Linked DNA regions of Mus musculus: region 2 is linked to region 1. The links are chromatin loops, found by intact Hi-C in ENCODE. Cell type or tissue: gastrocnemius. All regions are shown on one strand. Links, peaks and the distances in the headings refer to the core of each region. The heading gives the core; the rest is flanking DNA. Region 1 has its middle 67 kb from the start of Gm30158. Region 2 overlaps Map2k6 (mitogen-activated protein kinase kinase 6).

The links. Hi-C counts contacts between places; a loop is a spot of excess contacts. Peaks named below come from ENCODE experiments on the same cell type or tissue, not always from the same donor. Only the 100,000 strongest peaks of a DNase experiment are listed, where the experiment ranks them.
Region 2: a loop joins it to region 1, with 4 times the contacts of the local background. A loop is called at or near these places in 9 of 42 quality-filtered maps.

Annotation. Positions count from the first base shown.
Region 1 is chr11:111,443,172-111,448,552 of GRCm38, forward strand. No RefSeq gene overlaps it. Among named protein-coding and RNA genes, the nearest start is that of Gm30158, 67 kb to the right of the region's middle. In gastrocnemius, for the core only: a CTCF peak has its summit at 2,809 (motif pointing left); no DNase peak of the experiment used is centred there.
Region 2 is chr11:110,500,046-110,505,426 of GRCm38, forward strand. The region is part of intron 10 of Map2k6 (mitogen-activated protein kinase kinase 6); the gene reads left to right. Among named protein-coding and RNA genes, the nearest start is that of Gm39446, 26 kb to the left of the region's middle. In gastrocnemius, for the core only: no CTCF peak of the experiment used is centred there; no DNase peak of the experiment used is centred there; H3K27ac peaks cover 477 bases.

The DNA.
Region 1 (5,381 bases), core at 177-5,176:
CACCTCCTCCTATACTTATGTCTAGCTTCCTTAAATATAACTCTTATGGGGAGCGGCTTTATGTTAATTGGCTTCCTCCATATGTTAATCTTGACCACCCTCCTCTCTTACCTCTCCTCTGTCACATTATCACAAATAGGGCACACGTCCTGGTCATTGTGCCCCTTAAGTAGTGTCGTGTGTGTGTGTGTGTGTGTGTGTGTGTGTGTGTGTGTATTTGTAGTTTATCCCTTTTCACTGTGCTTTCTGTGTTATTTACTTTCGGTATTTTAAGCAAAAGGAATTATATTTCAAGGATCATTACCACCTGGTAAATATCCTCTATCTGAAGTTAGCAGCACATGCTAACTCAAACATTAAAGGGCAATGATACAAACACTAAGTTTAACTTTCCTACTCAACATTGTGTAACACTGAAGAGAAATTAGCTCATTCATAGACCAAATATCAGATCTCACAATTCTAGGGAACATGGGCTTCCACCACTAGCACCTCCTCTTTCTTAAAGACAAAGAATAGTTTCCTCCTAGTTGGATACAGGGCTGTAATTAGTCCTAGCTAACTGAAAGTAAGCAAAATTGCTCTGTCCAGTTCTTGAAACATATCCAACAGAAGGAAACAGTTTTGTCATCCAATGTACAATCTAAGCATGGAGCATAAGCAAACATTCTGGGATTTAAAAGAGCCTAAATCTTGTGGATGGTTACCATCCACCTACAGACAAGGATGTAAAGGATGCATGTTAAAGAAGAAGAAACAATGAAAATTAACTTTTATTTTCCTTTTTGAAAAAATGACTGGTGTGAGGCACTGTGTCAGGGTAGTACTTGGCGTGTAAGAATGGGGAGCTGAGTTTGAATATCCAGCTCCATGTGAAAAGCCAGGAGAAACAACAAGTGTTGTATGTAACCTCACTGATGGGCAGGCAGAGCCAGGACAACCTCAGGGGCTCACTGGACAGCCAAGCTGGTCAAGTTCAGCAAGAGGTCTTGCCTCATAACATAATGTGAAGAGTGACAGAGACATCTGACCTTGACCTCTAGCTTTTACATGAATGCGTGCCACCATGTACATGTGTGCCCCTCCCCACACACAAATAAATAACAATAACACACAAATAAATAAACAATCCCCAGGGGTTTAAATTTGTATGGCTTATCTTTGAATGTTATTCTGAAGTCTCCATCTGAAACTGGACTGTCCAAATGACTCATTTGCCTTTGATCTTTCTGGATTACAGTAATGTCTCTTGCAAAATCTCTGTAGGTCCAGGTGCTATATATGATAAGGTGAAACTTCACAGTCCTCTGGGCTCTAAAATCTTCTGTCTGAAGACATCTGTGGAGTTGACATTTTCCCCCCTCAGGAGTTAAATGGAAACCAGACAAAAATCAAGTCACTCGAATATAGCCACTGTATACTGTAAAGTGTGTCTGTGTGTCTGTGCGCATGTCTGTCTGTCTGTCTGTGTGTTTGCTCGTATGTCTGTGTCTGTCTATGTGTTCTTGGACAAAGGCAGCTATCTATTTACCTACTCGCTGTTGGTTTTTGTTGTTTATTCACACTGGATGAGAAATTTTAACAACTGAAGAGTTGATGTTTCCCTTAGAAACCAAAGTGATAGTGTATGTGATAGACTTGGAAGGAAGATGTTCAGGAGAACTTTTAAGGCATTTGTAAGCCTTTCAATGAAGGTGCTAGGAACTGAACTCAGGTCCCTTGCAAGATCAGCAAATGTTTTAAAAGCACTGAGCCACTTCTCTAGCCCCCAGAAACCGGAGGATTAAAGATGTTGAGCAATTTTCCTTGGTTATGCAACTCCGAACTAAATGGTGAAACCAAACTCAGACCCAAACACGTTCTCCTTCCTCTCTCAAGTGCTAAAAATACTTACTCCAATTCTGATATCTCCAGAGGATGAAAATGCAGCCTGGACATTACCTAAACAGACGTGTCATTGGAAAGCTTACCCTAACAATGGGATCCTGGCTTCCTGGAACACTTCAGTTGTTAAAATGCCCCTTTGAAGGAAGAAATTTTTCTCTTTAGTTTTATGCCAAAGGTAGAAGAAAAGCCTGCCTTGCCTAGGGCGGTGAAATCACTTCCTTGATAATTTCTACCTCTGAACCCTTCTCCTCCAAAGACTTATATCTTATTCTTCTTTGTCAAGGACAAGGTACAACTTAATGCCTTTCCATGGTTGAATGTGTTAGGTCACTAGAATTAGGTGTGTGGGTGGGGTAGGATGGTACTGAGCATATTGAGAAGTCTCTGTGATGTCTAGTGATGTGGCTATGTAGGGTATGTCTAGCTATGAATCAGGCTGTCCAATGAAAGATAACTAAAGGAAAATATTGAGTATAGTTCCTTCAGAGTCCTCTCTGTGTACCTAAAGCATAGATAATCTGTGAATATAGATGGGGTATCCAGGTGATTTCAGAATGAAAGAAGGTGTTGTTAATAAAGATAAGGTGTGGAAGTCTGGCCCATGCAAAGCAAAAGAATATGCTTGCGTATGTAGGTATGTAACATCTCTCCACTTAGATGTCGCATCTAAAGCAGTATGGCCAGGGGAGACCTTATTGAATATTTTGTACTTTGGGAATTAGTTTGCTGAAATTGATTGCTTAGATTTTATACATAAATCTGCCTTAAACACGTTTAACATGCTGTGTTTAGCATGGAAGCTGATGCAGACAGGCTGTGTGCTCAGCCTTGGGTTTTCCATCCAGTGGGACTATTTACCATCATTGATTGGGTTACTGGCTGAAACAGGCCTTTAAGTCCTTTGAAATGTGATCTCTTTCGCCCTCTGGTGGTTATTACATTAAAAAGTTAAGCAACGCACTGGATGGAGAAATCACAGCATAACAAATACTCAAATACTGGGGTCCCAGTTGGTGTAACCTTTAATTAAAAGCTACAGCCTTTGAATAAGAAATAAAAGCATTTTGTCCGTTTGCAGACTTCTGGGAAGTCAACTGTCTGCAAGTTTTCTCCACCAGGGCCAGGAAGTTGCCCACGCTGCTTTTGTAAACATAATATTCAGAGATCCCAGACATTCTGGCTTGACTGAAGAGGACTGCGCAGTGTTACATTCTCTCTCAGTATTTTGCTTGAAAAGCTTGCTGTGACTTGAAGGGGAATTTTGGAGAGAATGTCTGAACCATGCAAAGACTGCAAAGGGGTGGTTATACAGTAGTGCACTGAATGATACCTGGCCAGGCCCTAACCGACTTGTCTGCTTTGCATTTTGTTGTGTCTGGGAGACAGAAAAGGAGACTAGCCATTATCATGCGAAGCTATCATTAAATTATGTCAAGTGCCAGTTGGTGAATGACACCCACCTGCAAAGAAGAATGCAGGAACAAAGAGACACTTCATTGAAGGTCTTAGCTAGGTTTTAGGTTGCACACGGTTAACCTCTGATTCAACTGTGCATGAAAACAACACATGTTTCCTATGGTACTATCTTAGCTTTCTTTCTATTGCTGTGATTAGACGTTGAGTGAAAGCAACTGTGGGGCCTGGGGATTAACTTGATCTTACAGTTTACAGCCCATCACAGAGGAAAGCATTGGGAAGAAGTCAAGGCAAGAACCTAGAGGTAGGAACTGAGGCAGAGAGCATGGAGGCGTGCTTTTTACTGACATGCTCCCCATGGATTCATCTGCTTTTCTTATACCACCCAGGACTACCTGCCCAGAAGTGACATCACCCACAGTGAGCTGGGTCCTCCCATACCAATTACTGATTAAGAAAATACCCTACAGATTCGCCTACAGCCAATCTGATGGAGGTATTGTTGCAATTGAAGTTCCTATACTTAGTTAGCTCCATCATATATCATGTTAACAAATATCTGATTAAGACGTTTGACTTCTCGTTAACTTGGCAGACTGGTATATTGCTATTAAACTATAAACTTGCTTTTTTTGTAGTTTATCACCATGATCACATATTAATATCAACAGCACAATATAAAACAGTAGTTTTAAAAGTCTCACACTCTTTAAAAGTTCATTCAGACTATGTAATATACATATATATTTAAATATATTTATAAAAATATATAAATACTTAAATATATTTAATACATCCAGTTTCTGGAAGGCCCCAAAGTCACCTAACTATTTATTTTATTTAACCCATAAAATAAAACTTAGATTATATATTTTGTATTTCAAAAAGGAAAAAAAAAAAAACAGGCCACATATGAAACCAAGCTTCAACAGTGTGGACCAAACCCTGAAGCTCAACATCCGACATTTACTATTCACTCTGAATCTTCTGGGCTCCAACAGGCTTTGGCAGCACCCCTCTCAAGCCCGGCAATTCATGGCACACATAGCTCATTGGATAGGCCTGGGCTATCTCTACATCATAGCTGCTGCTATCCTTCACAGTCATTCCATAGACTTGGCATTTTCAATATGCTGGAGTATTCACAAATTTTACCTATACCAATAATCTTCTGGCTACTCTTTAGGAACACCAAAATTGGCACATTTTGCCAAGCTTCAACTTCTCTCCATGACCCCTTCAATCCTAGGGTTTCCACTGCATCGGAGGCTTCTCCTTCACCAATGGACTCTCATGACGCCAAGCCTCAGCTTCTCTCCATAACCCCTTCAGTATCTCAAAACCAGTGTCACGTTGGAAACTCGTGTGTGTGTGTGTGTGTGTGTGTGTGTGTGTGTGTGTGTGTGTGTGTGTGTGTTGTGTGCATGCGCATGTGGTATTTTATTTACTTTTTTATCAACTATTTGGAAATTTTACATAATGCACACCAATAACATTCACTTCCCAGTCCTCTCAGCTCCACTATCTTACCTTTGTACCCTCCCTGAAAGTGAAGAAGGAAGAGGAGGAGGAGGAGGAGGAGGAGGAGGAGGAAGAGGAGGAAGAGGAGGAGGAGAAATGAACACATTGACTAATTTGTGTTGTCCATATATACACTGGAGCATGGTTTGCCCCTGAATGTGCTGCCAGTGCAGCTGCACAATTGCCCTGGCTTTGAGCAATAGAGTGATGTCCAAGATGGAAGATGGTTCATTTCCTGGACTGGGCCTATGCAAAAGCCCTCCATGGTCTGTGCTACTCCTGGAGACCATGCTGGTATCCATGATCCATGCTACAGGCTGCGGTGATGCCCAAGGTCCATGTTGGGTGTTCATGGTCTGTGCTATCCCTGGGGAGACTCTTACACATTACTGAGTAGCCATATGGTACCCATACATGAAATTCTCAAAAATAAAATCAACAAAGAAAGAATCAAACGAAAACAATCACCATGAAGTATCTTCAATTCCTCATATTCCAATATGTATTTTCCTGGGCACTCATATTTCTGTATCACAAAGGAAGAATAAATGAAGGAA
Region 2 (5,381 bases), core at 110-5,109, 940 kb before region 1:
ACTGATGTGCAAGGATCTAGCCTAAGAGGAAATGGTGCCATTGCCAGGGTTTGGCTCCCGGACTGTATGAGGGAGAAATGGAGTTATGTACTCGAAGCACGCATGCGTTCGTTTCTCTCTGCTCTAGACCCGAATGAATAAGGTTTACGTTCCCGCTGCCACGACTTCCTGCAGCGCTGGACTGTAGCCTAGAATTGTGAGCCGAGATAAATCATTTCTCTTTTAAGTCATGTTCTATTATGGTATTTTATTCCAGTAACAGCTGTAAGGAGTTGGATATTGACTACAGCATAGAGCCAAAGTTTAGCAAGGCCTACTGGAAAGCTAGGGGTGGGGGATAGATGTCAAGAGTCTCTGGGACTAAGAAGATTGTTGGACATTCAAGAATGTTTCCCGGATGCTTCCAAGTCCTGCAGAACTTTGCCTTCTGCAGAACCCATGTTATCTGTGGATGGACTTGTCCCGGTAGGCATAATAGGTACTGCCGGGGGTTTGGAGGCTAATCCAAAGAGGGCTGGAGCACGGAGAGAGAAGGAAATGACTAGTATAGTCAGAGAGGATAAAAGAGGACACAATATCTTCCAGGTACTCACATGATTTCTGTCTGCACCGCGGCCACGATGCTTAGCGTCGTCACGTGACAGTAGTGGCAGCCGCGGATGCAGCTGGGAGGAGGATGTCAAGAGGGCAGCCCGAGTGGAACCCAGTTAGTTTAGACAGCTATCCTGTGAAAGCAGATGGAAACTTCGAGCGAGTGGGTGGGTCAGAGCTGGCTCTGATTCCAGCTGTGTCTCGTGGAGGGAGTCATTCCTGCTCAGACTCGCTGCGTGAATTGACCTAGACCTGGGAAGGGCCCCGAGGTACAGAGGATACCGAAGCAACACACCTTTGGTCTCCTTGCTCCTTTGGACGTGGTGTTCCAAATACAGTTTTTACTGGGGACCGTGATGACACTGGGCAATGCTTGGTTGCTTAAGGCTCTTGGACCGGTACTTGGTGCTCACCCATCTGCATCCGCATCCCCATCCTGGTGCTTTCCCTTAGTGTTTTACAAGGCTACCCTGGTGGCTTATTCTGAGTTTTAATTTTGGCCGAAAGACCAGAGAGAACTGGAGTACTGGGCTCTAGGACAGTGTTGTTGGGCATCTTTCATAAAAATGCGCCCTCTCCCCTCCTGAACAACCCCTAAGTCCAGTTAGTGCCATTGGTCTTCAAACAAGAGTGACCCCCCTCCCTTTGCAGCCACTAACTACACAGGTCCCCCCACGAGCGGTGGGGTCTCCCAGGGACCCCTTCCACAGCCACACTGGAATGTCTTGTTCCTCAGGTCTTCTTGCTGCTATAAGTGGGTGTGTGCAAAAGCCGTGCCACTTGCAGAACCCAGTACCTCACAACTCTCTCCCTGACCTCTGGCAGAACCCAGTACCTCACGACTCTCTCCTTGACCTCTGGCTTGTGCATTCTTTCTGTCCCTTTTAGAGGCGAGAGGCACCAAGCTGAGATGAGATGGAATCTCAAAGTACTGCTACTCTGGCATTCTGGGATAGCTAAGCAGGCTGAGACCTGAGTGTTTATTGGCCATTCCCGTTTCTTCTTTTGAGAGTTACCTATTTGGTCCCTTAGCCTGTTTATCGGTTGGAAGATTTATTTATCTGGGCATTTAAAATGTACCATTATGTAGTAGAGGAAGCGAATCCTTGTCCAGTGTATAGATGGCAACGATTTTTCTCCTGTTGGCTGTCCTTTTCACTCTGATAATGATTTACTTTGTTGCATGGAAACTTTTAAATTTCATGTAATCCCACTCATCAGCTCTTGGGATTATTTTCTGTGGTTTTGGAGTCTTTTGCCTATGTCCATATCTTGAAGTATTTCAGAGCAAAAACAAAGAAACAGTAATTTAAAAATACCTCCTTTATGTATTTATTTTAAAAAAAGCACAGCCGAAGGCTGCTTCTTTTCCCCAGTACATGTTTTTATCATTGAGATTTTAAGGAACTTCCAAGGTGGGCCGTACTGACCTGTATTAGTTACATGTTACATAAAAGACCAAACTCAAGGAAACATGGAAGAAAGAGTTCATGGGTTTGGAGGGATAAGTCTATCATCGGGGAGGCAGAGCAAGCAGCAGGCAGCAGACTTGGTAGCTGGAGCAAAAAAAGCCAAGGGCGCATGTCTCGAATCTCAAGCAGGAAGCCGAGAGAGAGTGAGCCGGGAGTAGGGTGAGACCCTAAGTTCTTGAAGCCATCCCCTGTGGTATACTTCCTCCAGCAAGGACACACCTTCAAAACCATCCCAAACAGTGCCACCGAGTACAGCCCAACTATTGAAACGTGTGAGACTATGGTGTGTGTGTGTGTGTGTGTGTGTGTGTGTGTGTGTGTGTGTGTGTACGTACATCTCTCAAACCACCACATGACCAAAAGGCCTTGTTTTTTCATGTTTGTAATAGAAAGTTCTTATAGTCTAGTCTTGTAGAAGGCTTAATATGATTTCCTTTTTAAAAATAAGATCTTAGCAGATAGATCATAAACACACACATATCTATATGGAATACACACTATATATACATATGTATATATAAATAATGTATACATATTGTATAATGTATATATATTGTACATGTGTTTGAGTATATATAGGTGTTCATACACATATGCTGTGTATGCTCTTGTGGTATATAGATGGTGTGTGTGCCTGTGAGGGGAGCCAAGGCCGACCTCAGGCGTCCTTTCTTGAGTATGACCACCTCATGATTTGAGGCAGGGTCTTTTATTCAATTAGGCTGCCCAGTCATGAAGCCCAAGGATTTTCCTATCCATACCTCCCCAGAGCTAAGATTAGAAGTGTGTGTTGCTGCTCTTGGCTTTTTATGTGGGTTTTGGGGGTCAACCTTGGGTCTTCATGCTTATGGGGTGAGCACTTTATGTCCCGAGCCTGCTCTCTGGCCCAGTAGTTTTCTCTCTAACCTTTTCACATGTGTTGACACAGGCAAGCCACTAGAATACATTGCCTGCTGCTAGAATAGTTAGACTTATGTTTGCATTTCCTCCAGGCCTACTTTGGAGTCTCAGTGCCCAGCCGGCTAGCCTGGTGCCGTACCCAAGTGTGTTGGAGGCCCGTCCAGATGTCAATACTGTCTGACTCAGAGTAGCTAAAAATCAAACAGTCGATTAAGCATTGTCTGTTTGTTCAGAACAGGAAAGTAAAAGAGGCAGTAGGTATTTATTTATCTTTTGACAAATGTATGGCTTCGGAGGCGCACTGTGTTTTTATTCTGTGGACTGCACCAAATAGCCCTTCTTGGAAATGATCGGGGGGGTGGGGGTGGACATGGGGGTGGGGGAGCTCAAATAGGCAGAGAGCTCCTGGTCAGCATGAACTGCAAGCTGGCAATTCTCAAGGCAGCGTGGATTGGGTTTGTCGTGCCAGCCATGGTCAGGAGCCTGTGTTGTGGCATTTGGAAGAGGAATTAGAGAAGTTAGCTAATTGCACACTTGAAAATGACAAGCCACTTGAACATCCAAAAGCCAGATCCCATCCAAGAGGAAAGTGGTGTACCTTTGAACTCCGAGGTTGTTATTTTATATTGAGTTTCAAACATTTTCTACTAAACATGGAAAATTTGCTTCCACCCCAACTTTATCTTGGGTATTTTACTATTCTTAGTGCTTCTTTTGAAGTGTTTTTGATTTAAGATATGGAGGGAATAGGCTATATCCATTATACTAATTTAACAAATAGTCTTCCTTTGCTTGCTTTCTTTCCTTTCTCCCTTCCTCCCCCCTCACCTTCTCCCTCTCCACTTCCCTCCCTCCTTCTCTACCTCCCTCTTCTCTAACCTCTTGCCCCCCTCTGTTATTCCTTTCTTTTTCAATAAGGTTTAACTATATATATACTAGGCTGTCCTAAAAGTCTCTCTGTAGCCCAGGCTGGCTTTGATTCTGTAACCCTCCTGCTTCAGCCTCCTGAGTGCTGGAATTACAGGCATCATTACCATGGCTGGCCGCTGTGAAAGACCCTTTTGTTAGAATTCTATAGTCGGGGGCAAACTTTCCCTCTGATTAGGGGCTGTAAGTCAAGGGGTAGCTTACTGGGCAGTTGAACACAGCCTCTGAGGTCTGACAGATCTTAAATACTTTGTGCTTGATCAACTAAAGTGATTTTTCCTGAAAAAAAATTTTTTTAAAGATGGATCAAAGCAGAGAGGAAATTTTGCAAATTTTGCAAACGTTCTGGGGAGAAAAATGTCCTGTCTCATGGTTGCTTTTACTTAAAACTTGAAAGCCGAGGCAGGGACCGAAGATGTAGCTTGGTCATAGAGTGCTTGCCTAATCTGCACAAGGTCTGGGATTCTCTCTGCGATGCCACAATGAATCTTTAGAGCTTTTAGCCAGCCAGGAAGAAAGAATCCTTCTATTATACAGTAAACAGGGGCCAAACATCAGTGCTGCCATGGAGGTCATTGGTTGATACCGTGGTGCACTGATGGAGGTCAGGGGGTAACTTACGGGGGTCTGTTCTCTCCCACTCTATGGGCTCCAGGAATCAAACTCAGATTTCCAGGCTTGGCAGCAAGTGCCTGTTACCGGCTGAACCATCTTGCTGGCCCCTCAGATATCCTATTTAATCCCTTGAATATTATGTGTAGTTTTAGTGTTGTATTTATTTGTGTTATTTTATTGACTTAAGAAGTTAAATTGTTTAACCAAGGGAGGAGAATTCTGGGTTCAGATTTGCTTTGAATAATAGCTGGATATTTGAGGCTTCTGTATATGTAAAAAAAAAAAAAATCTAGGATTTGTAAGTGAGGTAACAATGTCCCCAGAGGATATTTCTTCTGCACTTATTTCTCAGATAAACTGATACTTGAATTTAGACAACCTTTTGTTCCTAGGAAGATGGAAGACAGAGATAGGAGGCATGAGGTAGTCGTGATGGGAATATAAACAAATGTCATGTAAGCCTCGTGGAGATGGTTCTTATGACTGCATTCCAATTGGGAGAAGGGTAGAGCAAGTGGGTTTTAAAGAGGGCCAGCCAATTACCCACAGTCCAAGTATTCTTGCCCTCTTGGTGTCTGCACCAATGGCATTTCCAACTGGACTGCTTTTGTTGTGGAAGACAGGCTTGCACACTGAAGGATGCTTAGCAACATCCTCTGCCGCTGTCAGATACCGCCAACTAGTTGTGACAACCAAAGACGTTGAGAAATGTCCTGTGGGATGGAGGTACAGAGTAGCTACCATTGGGAACCACCGACATGGACTCTCAGGGTACAGGCATATGCAAGGCCACCAGTGGGTTAAGAGCTCATTCATTTCACCCAGGTACACATTCTCGTATCAGCCCCACGCTGACAGTTAATGATTCTCCTTTCT